2 separate regions of the Homo sapiens genome follow, and region 1 is linked to region 2. Evidence: chromatin loops called from intact Hi-C (ENCODE). Cell type or tissue: PC-9. All regions are shown on one strand.

Evidence for each region. A loop is a pair of places that touch in the nucleus more often than their neighbours do. Peaks named below come from ENCODE experiments on the same cell type or tissue, not always from the same donor. Only the 100,000 strongest peaks of a DNase experiment are listed, where the experiment ranks them.
Region 1: it touches region 2 in a loop (2.5-fold over the local background); 3 of 110 quality-filtered maps call a loop at or near these places.

Annotation. Positions count from the first base shown.
Region 1 is chr1:76,994,003-77,002,002 of GRCh38, reverse strand. All of the region lies in intron 2 of ST6GALNAC5 (ST6 N-acetylgalactosaminide alpha-2,6-sialyltransferase 5), which reads right to left. Among named protein-coding and RNA genes, the nearest start is that of MIR7156, 62 kb to the left of the region's middle. RefSeq lists an enhancer at 2,636-3,835. In PC-9, no CTCF peak of the experiment used is centred here; a DNase peak (open chromatin) is centred at 3,182; H3K4me3 peaks cover 457 bases; H3K27ac peaks cover 2,942 bases.
Region 2 is chr1:76,897,831-76,905,830 of GRCh38, reverse strand. The region is part of intron 2 of ST6GALNAC5 (ST6 N-acetylgalactosaminide alpha-2,6-sialyltransferase 5); the gene reads right to left. Among named protein-coding and RNA genes, the nearest start is that of ST6GALNAC5, 34 kb to the right of the region's middle. RefSeq lists an enhancer at 5,315-5,854. In PC-9, CTCF peaks have their summits at 4,253 and 4,455 (motif pointing left); no DNase peak of the experiment used is centred here; H3K27ac peaks cover 280 bases.

The DNA of each region.
Region 1 (8,000 bases), 96 kb before region 2:
GAGGCCAGCATCATCCTGATAGCAAAGCCGGGCAGAGACACAACCAAAAAAGAGAATTTTAGACCAATATCCTTGATGAACATTGATGCAAAAATCCTCAATAAAATACTGGCAAAACGAATCCAGCAGCACATCAAAAAGCTTATCCACCATGATCAAGTGGGCTTCATTCCTGGAATGCAAGGCTGGTTCAATATACGCAAATAAATAAATGTAATCCAGCATATAAACAGAGCCAAAGACAAAAACCACATGATTATCTCAATAGATGCAGAAAAAGCCTTTGACAAAATTCAACAACCCTTCATGCTAAAAACTCTCAATAAATTAGGTATTGATGGGAGGTATTTCAAAATAAGAGCTATCTACGACAAACTCACAGCCAATATCATACTGAATGGGCAAAAACTGGAAGCATTCCCTTCGAAAACTGGCACAAGACAGGGATGCCCTCTCTCACCACTCCTATTCAACATAGTGTTGGAAGTTCTGGCCAGGGCAATTAGGCAGGAGAAGGAAATAAAGGGTATTCAATTAGGAAAAGAGGAAGTCAAATTGTCCCTGTTTGCAGACGACATGATTGTATATCTAGAAAACCCCATTGTCTCAGCCCAAAATCTCCTTAAGCTGATAAGCAACTTCAGCAAAGTCTCAGGATACAAAATCAATGTACAAAAATCACAAGCATTCTTATACACCAACAACAGACAAACAGAGAGCAAAATCATGAGTGAACTCCCATTCACAATTGCTTCAAAGAGAATAAAATACCTAGGAATCCAACTTACAAGGGATGTGAAGGACCTCTTCAAGGAGAACTACAAACCACTGCTCAAGGAAATAAAAGAGGATACAAACAAATGGAAGAACATTCCATGCTCATGGGTAGGAAGAATCAATATCGTGAACATGACCATACTGGCCAAGGTAACGTACAGATTCAATGCCATCCCCATCAAGCTACCAATGACTTTCTTCACAGAATTGGAAAAAACTACTTTAAAGTTCATATGGAACCAAAAAAGAGCCCGCATCGCCAAGGCAATCCTAAGCCAAAAGAACAAAGCTGGAGGCATCACGCTACCTGACTTCAAACTATATTACAAGGCTACAGTAACCAAAACAGCATGGTACTGGTACCAAAACAGAGATATAGATCAATGGAACAAAACGGAGCCCTCAGAAATAACGCCGCATATCTACAACTATCTGATCTTTGACAAACCTGAGAAAAACAAGCAATGGGGAAAGGATTCCCTATTTAATAAATGGTGCTGGGAAAACTGGCTAGCCATATGTACAAAGCTGAAACTGGATCCCTTCCTTACACCTTATACAAAAATCAATTCAAGATGGATTAAGGACTTAAACGTTAGACCTAAAACCATAAAAACCCTAGAAGAAAACCTAGGCATTACCATTCAGGACATAGGCATGGGCAAGGACTTCATGTCCAAAACACCAAAAGCAATGGCAACAAAAGACAAAATTGACAAATGGGATCTAATTAAACTAAAGAGCTTCTGCACAGCAAAAGAAACTACCATCAGAGTGAACAGGCAACCTACAAAATGGGAGAAAATTTTCGCAACCTACTCATCTGACAAAGGGCTAATATCCAGAATCTACAATGAACTCAAACAAATTTACAAGAAAAAAATAAACAACCCCATCGAAAAGTGGGCAAAGGACATGAACAGACACTTCTCAAAAGAAGACATTTATGCAGCCAAAAAACACATGAAAAAATGCTCATCATCACTGGCCATCAGAGAAATGCAAATCAAAACCACAGTGAGATACCATCTCACACCAGTTAGAATGGCAATCATTAAAAAGTCAGGAAACAACAGGTGCTGGAGAGGATGTGGAGAAATAGGAACACTTTTACACTGTTGGTGGGACTGTAAACTAGTTCAACCATTGTGGAAGTCAGTGTGGCGATTCCTCAGGGATCTAGAACTAGAAATACCATTTGACCCAGCCATCCCATTACTGGGTATATACCCAAAGGACTATAAATCATGCTGCTATAAAGACACATGCACACGTATGTTTATTGCGGCATTATTCACAATAGCAAAGACTTGGAACCAACCCAAATGTCCAACAATGATAGACTGGATTAAGTAAATGTGGCACATATATAGCATGGAATACTATGCAGCCATAAAAAGTGATGAGTTCATGTCCTTTGTAGGGACATGGATGAAATTGGAAATCATCATTCTCAGTAAACTATCGCAAGAACAAAAAACCAAACACTGCATATTCTCACTCATAGGTGGGAATTGAACAATGAGATCACATGGACACAGGAAGGGGAATATCACACTCTGGGGACTGTGGTGGGGTGGGGGCAGGGGGGAGGGATAGCATTGGGAGATATACCTAATGCTAGATGATGAGTTAGTGGGTGCAGCGCACCAGCATGGCACATGTATACATATGTAACTAACCTGCACAATGTGCACATGTACCCTAAAACTTAAAGTATAATAATTGAAAAAAAAAAAACAAACCCAAACCTGCACATTTCTGGACCAGAACCTAGATCAACCAAGTCACCATTTCCACAGCAGGAGCAAGTTTGTACCAAACCATCCCATCTCCCAAATTGTTTTAGCACATAATTAAAAGGCAGGTACATATTAGATCAGAATTAAAGTAAGTCTCTTGCCTCTTGATGAACCAGGGAAATATCTGGAAAAGTTACAAGATATTGGCCATTTAAAGGATTAAATTCAGTACCTAAATCCCTTTTTTAATTACAGAAAAGGGCCAGATTTCAGATAAAACACAACACGCTACAAGGGAAATCCCTTACTGTCCCCTATTCCAAAGCTGGGAAAGCTGCCTGTCTTCCATTTGTTTAGGTATCTAGGGAAAATATCACATTGAATCCAAAAGGTAATTTTAACCTTTTTATTTTCCTACAGTATTGGAACAAGAATAAATTGAATCTCTCTGTCTGAAAAGAGCCAGCTGTGTAAGTTTACTCCCTTTCATAGTCACCAGATCTTAGTAATAATGAAAAAATGTTGCATGGAAATGATTCTAAAATAATTTCTATTCCAGGTATGAAAACACTGCCTGTCTTCTATAACAGGCTGGCTGTTATTTACGGAAGATGGAACTTTCAAGTAGTATCCTCAGGTAGGTAATTCAAACGGCAGAAACTATTCCACATTCTGCGGTCTATAATTACAAAAGAGAGTTTCATCTTCAAACATTTCACACATATTAGTCATGGAACTTTTAATGCCTCTGGATTTTTGATGGATTACTCAATGATGGTTCAGGTTTTGCAGAAGTCTCTGGGGAATTTTAAAACTCTGAACTTAAAAAAATGTAAGTTCTAATAATGAGAAAATACCAATATGTGAGTGGCATGTAAAGGAAACTAGGCTTTCTTTTCCTGCAAATAATGCTTTACATTCTGCTTCTCAGTGACCATAATTAATCTCTTTTCCAGTCAACACAGATTTTCATTGGTTATGAAATAAGAATACATTTTGTTTGAATATACAATATAATTGTCATAAACATTTTTTCCCTTTAAAATGTCATTTATGGAGTCTTTCTTTTTTTTAATTTCACTTTTTTAGAGACAAAGTCTCACCCTGTCACCCAGGCTACAGTGCAGTGGCACAATCATAGCTCACTGTAACCTCAAACTTCTGGGCTCAAGCGATCCTCCTGCCTTAGCCTCCTGAATAGCTAGACCTCAGGAGCATGCCATCATGTCTGGCTAATTTTTTATTTTCATTTTTTGGGTATGTTTTCAGCAGTGATCCACTACTCCTGGTACCAATTTACTGTATTAGTCTGTTTTCATGCTGCTATGAAGAAATACCCAAGACTGGGTAATTTATAAAGAAAAGAGGTTTAATTGACTCGTAGTTCCGCATAGCTGTGAAGGCCTCAGGAAACTGACAATCATGGCAGAAAGCACCTCTTCGCAGGGCAGCAGGAGGGAGGATGAGTGCTGAGAAAAGGGGGAAGCCCCTTATAAAACCATCAGATCTCATGAGAAGTCACTATCATGAGAACAGCATAGAGGAAACTGCCACCATGATTCAATTATCTCCACCTGGTCTCGCTCTTAACACATGGGAATTATTACAATTTGAGGTGAGATTTGGGTGGGAACACAGAGCCAAACCATATCAGATGGGGTCTCGCTATGTTGCTCAGGTTGGTCTTGAACTCCTGGCCTCAAGTGATCCTCTGGCCTTGGCCTCTCAAAGCATTGAGATTACAGGTGTGAGCCACCATGCTCAGTATACAGTGTTTTTATGCTAGCTTCAATCTAGAACTATTAAAGTTTCAAATATAACCTGAACTATAGACATTAAGTTTTATTTCTTTAGTATAACATGGAAAGAAAACATTGGATCTTGACATGATACCCACAATAGCATTCAAAGAGTAGTAATTTGGTTGCCTGGATCTTACTTATGAGGGCTCGTCTATTAAAAGTTCTAGAAAAGTTTCAATCCATATGGCAGGATCTTCCATAATACAGCACTGCTTTGTTGGAAACTTTCTACAGAAGTTTTTCAGGTCATTTTGATTCAAAACTAGGCTCATTCATTGTTGCCATACTCCATGTTTCAAGCAAAACATTCCTTCTCAATCCCTCACAACCTTATTGAGTTCCTTCATCCTTCTGAACCATTGTTCCTAACAGTCTTCTCTTTAAATATTCATTCTACCCTGTCTTGTAACTACGAAACTGTACAAACTCTGTGTACCGCCTACATGTGAAAACTAATCCTCTATCACTCAGTTTTACTTCCCAAGTTTCTACTCAACAGGTTTATTTTTCTCTTTTTGTTTCAAAATCATCTACTATGAAAAAAGCACACAAAGAATGCATTTGTTTTGTAATCTGCACTTGGTGAGACCTCACCTTTCCTCGCTTTGCTTTACCCAGCATATTGAAACAGTAAGTGTGACAGCCAATCAACCATTTACTTTTCTCCAGGGGTTCATGTGATGTTCCTGAAACTGACCCTTCTGAGAACTCTTCTTGTTAAAATATAACACATCCTGGTACAAATCCTGGAAGATTACTCTCATGCATTAAAGTGCCATTTTCTTCCCCTTTCATCTCTGAGGATCTCACCTGCTTGAATGTTGTAATATGATTCCCACCTCACACCTTTGCAGGTTATTTTCTCACTTGGAATTCTATGGGGACACTAACACTGGAATAAGGGAAAAGATAAAATATATTCAGTGCCTGTATTTTCCAGAGCGACTCCCTGACAATGCCAGCCTCCTTCCAACTGTACATACTGAAAGGAGTTCCACAGCTGTTTCTAAAATTTAAGCCTCCTGGCCTCAGCTCTGCAAATATGCACTCCTTAACACTTGTGCAGAATGGTTACAATCTTGTTTCGAACTTGAGCTAATAGTTGTTAACGTTTGTGCAAACCAGCAAGCCTTGCTTTTCCTTCCATTTAACCTGCAGATTATTGCAACTGCAAGCAGGATAGGATTTCATCCACAAACATATTCAACAGTATATTAGAAATGTACATGTTTAACACTATGCTGCATTAGATTGTGAGTTGTTTTGATGGCAAGAAATACATACATCTCATTCTTGTTTGCGTCCTGGAAGTTTTTTGCATGTCTGGCGCATAGTAGGCACTTAATACATCTCTGTTGTGAGGGACAAGATGTGATCACTGCCTTACACGGGCACAGAGTCACAAACTCTGATACACAAGAGTCCCCATAAATGTAGGAGAGGTCACTGGGGATGGGGAACTCCAACTGGTCTGGCTAAGGGTTAGAAGACAGGGGTTCAAGACCTAGTTCTGTCATAAGTTAGCTGTGCAACTTTGCACAAGTTGGTTAGCCTCTCCAAGTCTCAGTTTCTTCTTCTACAGACTGGTATGGGGGACAATCATGCTTGTCACCTTTATAATGAGGCCATGTTTGTGAAAGTTCTTTGTAAATTATAAAGGTGTCTATAACACTGCAACATGATTGAGCCACAGTTACTAAGAGAACTTCCAAAGGTAGTAATGTCTAATGGTCTCTCTCCTTTAGCCATTCATTTGATAAAAATGTTTTCATCTCCTCTTCGGCTCCATGCTAGTCGTGGGAATGAAATGGTGAGCCAAAAGATACATAGTCCCTTTCTTCATAAACCCCACAGTCTCACAGAAGACACAGATATACACTGAACAAATACACAAATAAATGTCAGGTAGGAATGTTGGTAATAACTACATTACCCAAAACGGAGGTTCTAAGTGTGTGCTGATGGTTTTAAATAAATATTAATAATACAAATATTATATTATTATGTCATATTAATAATATAAATACATAGAAATGTTACACATATATAACACACAAATAATTCACATTATTTTTTTTCATTAAAATTTAACTCTAGGAGAGAGACAGAAAGCTGAGAAAAGGAGAGAGAGAGAGGAAGGAGAGACTGATTTTAAAAGTACCTGTAACTTGTCCGTCAATAAGATAGTCTGAGGAGAGTCTATGACTCTGCTCTTCCCTCACGCACTGCCTGGCAGACTTCCTGCCTTTCAATGCCATTCTGAAGGTGATTCCTAATATTTAAAGAGACACGGTCTCATTCTGTCACCCAGACTGGAGTGCAGTGTCATGATCATAGCTCACTGCAGCCTCAAACTCCTGGGCTCAAATGATCCTTCTGCCCCAGCCTCCCAAGTATCTGGGACTACAGGCATGTGCCACTGTGTCCAGCTAATTCTTAAAGTTTTTATAGAGATGAGGTCTTGCTATGTTGCCCAAGCTGGTCTTGAACTCCTGACCTCTATCCATCCTCCCACCTTGGCTTCCTAAAGTGCTGGGATTACAGGTGTGAGCCACTGCGCCCAGCCAAAACATATTAAATTTTATATAATGTAAACCTAAATGCAATCTGACTACTTAATCTGCTGCTCAATCCAAGAGACAGTGATCTATACCAATGGAAGGTGATTTATGAATTCTGGAGGGTAATTCTGATTATATGTAATTTTCTCCTTAAAGCTGACCTTAGAAACAACTTCAGTCTGGAAGTGCATGAAAGAGGTTGGTGTTTGAGCCCGGATAGACAAGAAACTAGTCTCCTTAGGTCTCTAGTCTTGTCATAAGCCCATAATTCTACAGGGGCAGATACTACGTTTCTAATAATCTCCTCTAGAGTTTGGGACAAGAGGACAGCAAAAAATAATGCAGAACTTTGCTGCTTTCAACTGGTTATTGTCCTGTGTTTTTCTCTTGACATTGCAGAAAATTATTGCTGTGGTCTGGGGCAGTATGGAGATATTCCTGAATCCCCTTCTGTTGGCGACCCATAATAGCAACCCAATGACACTCTAATTTCTAAAAGGTAACACACAAGTTATCCAAAATTGAGGTTTTAAGTGTGGGCTCGGGGTCTTTAATACATGTCATTCATATTCTTCTTTCTCTTTCATTAAAATGAAACTTCAGAAAAGACATGCATCTCATTTAACAAGAGGCCAAATATAAATAACTCCTGAGAAACTTTGGTTAATCCATAACTTATCCCAGGCTATGTCATTTCGAATCTAGTTGTGAATGTTTCAGCCACAGAAAAATTCTCACCTTACTCAGTACAACAAAGTCATTTTGGAAAGAGAGCCAATGACCAAATTAATTCTTTTATGGAGCTGTCTGATTTGATTAAGTTGTTATACCGCATTTTAAAACTCATTAACATGAACTATCAAGCCATTTTGTAAGTGATTTTCTTCTAACATCTTTACATTTACTGTCCTGGAAGGCTTTTGGTGTCAATCAAAATAGATGACAATACTAAATCACTGGCTTTATAACATAATTCAACAGTGGGTGAATTCAGCTGTCTCTGTGAAATATGACCTTGCAAGAGTGGCTGATTTGCCTGTTGCCTTCTCTGATAAGAAAAATATATTTATAATGACATTGTAGTTGTTTGGATATTTCACAGTGTGTGTTACTTTATA
Region 2 (8,000 bases):
AATAAATCTAAACCTACCCCAGTGCATTTATTGGAAATATTTTCTTGATAGTTTATACATGGAACCCTATTTGCAAAAGACTGACTCAAGAAACTAAGATTTTATTCTATTAAAATAACTTTGCAATACAGAAGTTTTGTCTTTACAAGTGGAAAATATATTTTTAGTCATTATCAACACATAGAATTTTTAGTATTTCACAGAACTCAAAGAAAATCTCCTTCACCCAATCACCATTTGAAGAACAGTGTCCTGATAGTTAAAAATTATTTTCCTTAATAATTAGTGAGCAAGAATAAGGCTGGTTTCCAATTTGGACATAAGCACACAGTGGAGAAATACGCTGTTCCCTTCCCATTTGCACCTGTCTATACCTTCTGTCTCTATGTAAATTTAAGGGGAGGGTGTCTCACAGCCTGACCCATGCAGCAGGGAATGACCACAATCATTGTTAACCTGACGTTAAGAAGAACAGCTGGACAGTTTGCTTCCAAGACAATAAGAATGAAATGGCTAGGCTGGAAGGGATCTACTCTTTCCATGCCCAGGAAATAATAGCCCCGTAACTGTGACTCTTGTAAGTAGTTATCCCGCCACCTCATCCTTTCTCAGAGTCTCTACCCCTTTGAATAAGCATTAGAAATAAACACGATGTGCTCTCTATCTTTAGGGAAAGTAAACAACAACAAGGGTATTTAGTTTCTTTTTAATTTCGCTTTTGTCACAATCTAACTTACATAGAGAATGGTGAGTAAATAACAAGTGCACAACTGAAAGAATTTTCATAAAGTGAACACCTCATATAAACAGCACCCTGATCAAGAAACAGAACACTGTCAACACCCCAAAGTCATTCCTCTCCTGTACTCATCCATTCACAGCCCCCCACAAGGATATATACTAATCTGTCTTCCTACAGCATAGATTCATTTAGCCTATTTTTGAACTTTATGTAAATGGAATCATATTGTTTGTCTGTCTGTTAATGACTCTTTTCTTTTTTTTTTTGAGACAGTCTCACTCTGTTGCCCAGGCTGGCATGCAGTGGCACAATCTCAGCTTACTGCAACCTCTGCCTCCCAGGTTCAAGTGATTCCCCTGCCTCAGCCTCCCAAGTAGCTGGGATTACAGGCATATGCCATCCTGCCTGGCTAATTTTTGTATTTTTGGTACAGATGGGGTTTCGCCATGTTGGCCAGGCTGGTCTCGAACTCCTGACCTCAAGTGATCCACTCGCTTCAGCCTCCCAAGGTGCTGAATTACAAGCCTGAGGCACTACATCTGTCTGAATAACTCTTTTCATTCAATATTAGGTTTATGGGATTCATTCATATTGTATGCTTTTGTAGTTTGGTCATTCTTGTTGCCATATGGTATTCCATTTTGAATATACCACAATTTATTTGTTCAAATATTGATGGATATTTGGGGCTAATAAACTGTGTTGCTATGAACGTTCCTGTACATGTCTTTTAATAAAGGTATGGATACCTGTCACAGCACCCTTAAGCATGAATTTGAGTCCCTTTCCCTTTCTCTTCTCAACTGAGCTCTAATATAACCTTCCTTTGCAAAGACCAGATCCCTTACCGACCTCGCAGACATGTGTAGTAGACTTTCACCCTTCTTACCATCTGGCATCTATTCATCCTTTTCCCATGAAAATGACCTATTTACAGCCCAAGTATTCAGGTGGAATTTCTTCCCCAGAAGCATGCGGCCTGGGCCTATGCTGGTTAGAGCATCACATTCCTGTTTTATTTTCACAATTTAGATAAAATTCACAGCTATGTGAATTCACCCACTAAATTCACGGAATTGGATGGTTTTAATTTACTCAGAGATATGTGAAACCACCCCCACAGTCAATTTCAGAACATTTCTGCCCTTTAGCTATCACTCTCCTACCCACCCATCACCCCCAGCCCTGAGCAATCACTAATCTACTTTCTGTTTGTATGGATTTGCTTATTCTGGACATCTCATATAAATGGGATTATATAGTATGTGGTCCTTTGTGGCTGTCTTATTTAACTTAGCTTAATAGTTTCATGGTTTCAAGTTTCCTTCTTATTGTAGCATCTATCACTAACTGCTGTATTTTCATTGCTTCTTATGGCCAAATAACATTTAATTGTATGGATACGCCATATTTTATGCCACATTTTGTTTATCTATTCAACAGTTAACAGACATTTAGGTTTCTACCTTATGATTGTTATGAATAATGCTGTTATGAATAATGCCTTTGTGTACAAGTTTTTTGTAGCTAGATATTTTCATTTATATTGGCATATACCTAGGAGTAGAACTGCTGGGACACATGTAACTCTATGTGTCACAATTTGAGGAACTGCCAGTCCATTTTCCAAAGTGACAGCATCATTTTACATTTTCACCAGCAATGTATGAGAGATCTAATTTCTTTCCACATTTGACAAAAGTTGTTGTTATATTTTTTTCAATACAGCCATCCTACGGGGTGTGAAGAGTTATTTCCTTGTGATTTTGATTTGCATTTCTTTGATGGCTAATGATGTTGAGAATCTTTCCGTGTGCTTTGTCTATTTGTATGCCTTCTATGGAGATACGTCTATTGAGATTCTTTGCCCATTTTAAAATTGGGTTAATTTGTTTTATTATTGAGTTGTATGGGTCTTTACATATTCTGGATACAAGTTCCAAAGGGGATATATAATTTGAAAATATTTTCTCTTATTCCATGGGTTGTTTTTTTACTTCTTGATAGCATCCTTTGAAGCACAGAAAATTTTAATTTTGGTGAAAACCAATTTTTTGTTGTTGTTGTTGCTCATGTTTTGGGAATTACACCTAAGAATTCGTTGGCAAATCTGAGGTCCTGCAGATTTATCCCTGAGTTTTCTTCTAGGAGTTTAATAGATTTATATGTACATACATCTTAGATTTACATCTTTGATCTGCTTTGAGTTAATTTTTCTATATTGTGTGAGGTAAGGGCCCAATTTCATTGTTTTACATGTGGATATACAATCATCCTAGCACCATTTGTTTAAAAAATATTCTTTATTGAATAACCATGGTGCCCTTGTTAAATTCGGGTGACCAAAGACATATAGATTTATTTGTAGACTCTCAATTCTATCCCACTAATCTATATGTTTATCCCTATGTTAGTAACATATGTTTGATTATCGTCACTTTATTGTAAGTTTTGAAATTGGGAAGTTATGAAATTTGAAAGGCCTTCAACTTATTCTTCTTTTTAAAGATTGTTTTGGCTATTCTGAGTCCCCTGCAATTCCATATGAATTTTGGGATCAGCTCATCAATTTGTACAAAGAAGTCAACTGGCCTAGAGAATCCCAGTTGCAACAGAGATTGTACTGAATCTTTAGATCTATTTGAGGAGCACTATTATCTTAACAAGATTAAAATCTTCTTGTCCATGAACATGGGCTGTTTTTCTACTTATGTAGATCTTCTGTAATTTATTTCAGTAATGTTTTATAGTTCTCAGAGTATTAGTTTTACACTTCTTTTGTTATAGTTATTCTTAAATATTTTATTCTTTTAGATGCTATTGTAAACAGAATTGTTTCCTTCATTTTCAGATCATTTATTTCAAGTATATAAAAATATAATTAATTTTTGTGTATTGATCTTGTGCCCTGCAGCCTTGATGAACTCATTTATTGTTTTAACAATTTTTGGTGTATTCTTTAAAACTTTCTTTGTAAGTTCATGGCCCCTTTCTGCTTTTTTTTCTTTTAAAGAAACAATCACAATAAAGAGGGAATCAGATGATCTCAATGTATCATTTTATAACACTTTTCTGGATATGAGAAAGTAACATTTTCTCATCCAGAGGAAAAATATGTAAAAGGAATTAAGAGGAAAGTGATAACTTCCACTTTCTCAGTTGACTGTGCAACTGGGCTGGCCAAAAAAATATCATGTATAATATTTGTTATTACAAATGCATTGTTCCATTTTATATGGCTATCTGATGAACACACTCAAGAAAAACTTAAAATCAACTATAAAATAAAGTGAAAAAGCAAAATCCAAATCAATAAAGATATTTTGGGAACTCTCAAAAAGAATAAACAGAATTTTATTTGCTACACTAAGCAAAGAATCAAGAAAATGTTAACCAGTTCAGAGGACCAAATGGAACTTCTCTGCTTGTAGAAAATTCACTCATAGCTAGCACAAAACATTTCTCACGCAAAAGGCCTTATATTCCCAAAGTACCCTGTTCTCTTCTTTGCTATTTATCAGCAGTTTTTGAATGTACCATAATTTATCCTCATGTTTCTCAGATACAGTGTTTGATGACTTGTAATAAAAGCACTAAAATGATACTATGGTAGACTCTGAGAACATATATCACCACAGCCTGACTTGAATGCTTCCACATAAAAACCTAGGTGCTAACCCATACTAAACAGTGCCCACTGCTTCCTGGGCTGGAGACAATCTCAGTGCTGCCCTCTCATGGCAGGAGGAGTAACCATGCTCCCTTTGCAATTGGGAAAAGCCCTAAAAGGCTGACCAGCATGTTGTGATGTACAGTAAGACTTTTCAATGTACGGAAAATACATTGGTGACTAAGGAAGCACAATGTATCCTATGAATCCATAATTATTTACATCCTTGGACTATTTTTTGGCCCTGTGTTGATGTGTATAAATTTACCAATTATGTGTTTTCATCAGAGGAGGATGTTGGAATTAATGTACCACAAACACTTATTGCAACTATTCCATCTTCTCAATCTTTAAGTTCTAAAGCAAAACATCTTCTCATTCAACACTACTGAGGAACTATATAAAATATTTACTTAGAACTACACTGACATCTAGTGAGGCTAACAATGTGCTCACTGTAAATAATATCTTATTTGCTAAAACACTGATGTTCTGAGAACGTATTAATCCATAAGACTGTTCACAATTCCTTATCTGAATAATTATGTTTTCTGATAATTCTCAACAAATCAATGTGATTAAAACTATGAAAAAGCATTCACTAGTAATAAATGTATCTAAATATGATTTTTTAATTACTGAGGAAATAAGAAACATGCAAGAAACATAAGAAAGGTTATTCTTCTTTGCAACATGTAAAAATGAAAAATTTTAAAAGATAATGATTTTTATGTTTGTTCACTTTTCAAATGAGATTGATCGCTTCCTTGCTTTCATTTTGTTCAATGTGAGGATGCTCAACTGCTTTGACTAGGTATCAAAGGAATTTATTAAAATCCTAGAGAGAAACCAAAATAATTGGCTCTCTTTTTGGCAGACTTGATAAACATTTTATTTTGCAAAAGTATATTTTAATTCTGGGATAACATTAAATGTTTCTTTGAGAAAGGTATATCCCAGTGTATTGTAACCTATAAAATCTTTAATAATTGTAGTTAAGAATATAAAGTTCTGGTTATTATGAATGATAATGTCAGGCCTCTGAGCCCAATCTAAGCCATCATATCCCCTGTGACCTGCACGTACACATCCAGATGGCCGATTCCTGCCTTAACTGATGACATTCCACCACAAAAGAAGTGAAAATGGCCTGTTCCTGCCTTAACTGATGACATTGTCTTGTGAAATTCCTTCTCCTGGCTCATCCTGGCTCAAAATCTCCCCTACTGAGCACCTTGTGACCTCCACTCTGCCCACCAGAGAACAACCCCCCTTTGACTGTAATTTTCCTTTATCTACCCAAATCCTATAAAACAGCCCCACCCTTATCTCCCTTCGCTGACTCTCTTTTCAGACTCAGCCCACCTGCACCCAGGTGAAATAAACAGCTGTATTGCTCACACAAAGCCTGTTTGGTGGTCTCTTCACACAGACACGAGTGAAATTTGGTGCCGTGACTTGGATCGGGGGACCTCCCTTGGGAGATCAATCCCCTGTCCTCCTGCATTTTGCTCCATGAGAAAGATCCACCTACAACCTCTGGTCCTCCGACCAACCAGCCCAAGGAACATCTCACCAATTTTAAATCCAATAAGCAGCCTTTTTTACTCTCTTCTCCAACCTCTCTCACTATCCCTCAACGTCTTTCTTCTTTCAATCTTGGCGCCACACTTCAATCTCTCCCTTCTCTTAATTTCAATTCCTTTCATTTTCTGGTAGAGACAAAGGAGACACTTTTATCTGTGGACCCAAAACTCCGGCACCAGTCACGGACTAGGGAAGGCAGCCGTCCCTTGGTGTTTAATCATTGCAAGGATGCCTCTCTGATTATTCACCCAGGTTTCAGTGGTGTCAGACCACGCAGGGACGCCTGCCTTGGTCCTTCACCCTTAGCGGCAAGTCCCGCTTTTCTGGGGGAGGGGCAGGAACCCCAACCTCTTGTCTCTGTGCCCCCATCCGTTATTTCTGTGCCCCGACCTCTTATCTCTGTGCCCCGATCCCTTATTTCCATGCCCTGACCTCTTATCTCTGTGCCCCAACCCCTTATTTCCACACCCCGACCCCTTCTCTGCTTTTCTGGAGGGCAAGAAACCCCCACCCCTTCTCTGTGTCTCTACTGTCTTTTCTCTGGGCTTGCCTCCTTCACTATGGGCAAGCTTTCACCTTCCATTCCTCCTTCTTCTCCCTTAGCCTGTGTTCTTAAGAACTTAAAACCTCTTCAACTCTCACCTGACCTAAAATTTAACCATCTTATTTTCTTCTGCAATGCCGCTTGACCCCAATACAAACTCGACAGTAGTTCCAAATAGCCAGAAAATGGCACTTTCAATTTTTCCACCCTACAAGTTCTAAATAATTTTTGTCATAAAATAGGCAAACGGTCTGAGGTGCCTGATGTCCAGGCATTCTTTTACACATCAGTCCCTCCCTAGTCTCTGTTCCCAATGCAACTCATCCCAAATCTTCCTTGTTTCCCTCCCACCTGTCCCCTCAGTCCCAACCCCAAGTGTCACTGAGTCTTTCTAATCTACCTTTTCTACAGACCCATCTGACCTCTCCCTTCCTCGCCAGGCCGAGCTAGGTCCGAATTCTTCCTCAGGCTCCGCTCCTCCAACCTATAATCTTTTTATCAACTCCCCTCCTCACACCCAGTCCGGTTTACAGTTTCATTCCGTGACTAGCCCTCCCCAACCTGCCCAGCAATTTCCTCTTAAAAAGGTGGCTGAAGCTAAAGGCATAGTCAAGGTTAATGCTCCTTTTTCTTTATCTGACCTCTCCCAAATCAGTAGCGTTTAGGCTGTTTCATCAAATATGAAAAACCCAGCCCAGTTCATGGCTCGTTCGGCAGCAACCCTGAGACTCTTTACAGCCCTAGACCCTAAAAGGTCAAAAGGCCATCTTATTCTCAATATACGTTTTATTACCCAATCTGCTCCTGACATTAAATAAAACTCCAAAAATTAAATTCTGGCCCTCAAACCCCACAACAGGACTTAATTAACCTCAACTTCAAGGTGTACAATAATAGAGTAGAGGCAGCCAAGTAGCAATGTATTTCTGAGTTGCAATTCCTTGCCTCCACTGTGAGACAAACCCCAGCCACATCTCCAGCACACAAGAACTCCAAAGGCCTGAACCGCAGCTGCCAGGGGTTCCTCCAGAACCTCCTCCCCCAGGAGCTTGCTACAAGTGCTGGAAATCTGGCCACTGGGCCGAGGAACACCCACAGCCCAGGATTCCTCCTAAGCCGTATCCCATCTGTGTGAGACCCCACTGAAAATCAGACTGTTCAACTCACCTGGCAGCCACTCCCAGAGCCCCTGGAACTCTGGCCCAAGGCTCTCTGACTGACTCCTTCCCAGATCTTCTTAGCTTAGCGGCTGAAGACTGACTCTGTCCGATTGCCTCGGAAGCCCCGTAGACCATCATGGACGCCGAGCTTTGAGTAACTCTCACAGTGGAAAGTAAGTCCGTCCTCTTCTTAATCAATATGGAGGCTACCCACTCCACATTACCTTCTTTTCAAAGGCCTGTTTCCCTTGCCTCTATAACTGTTGTGGGTATTGACGGCCAGGCTTCTAAACCTCT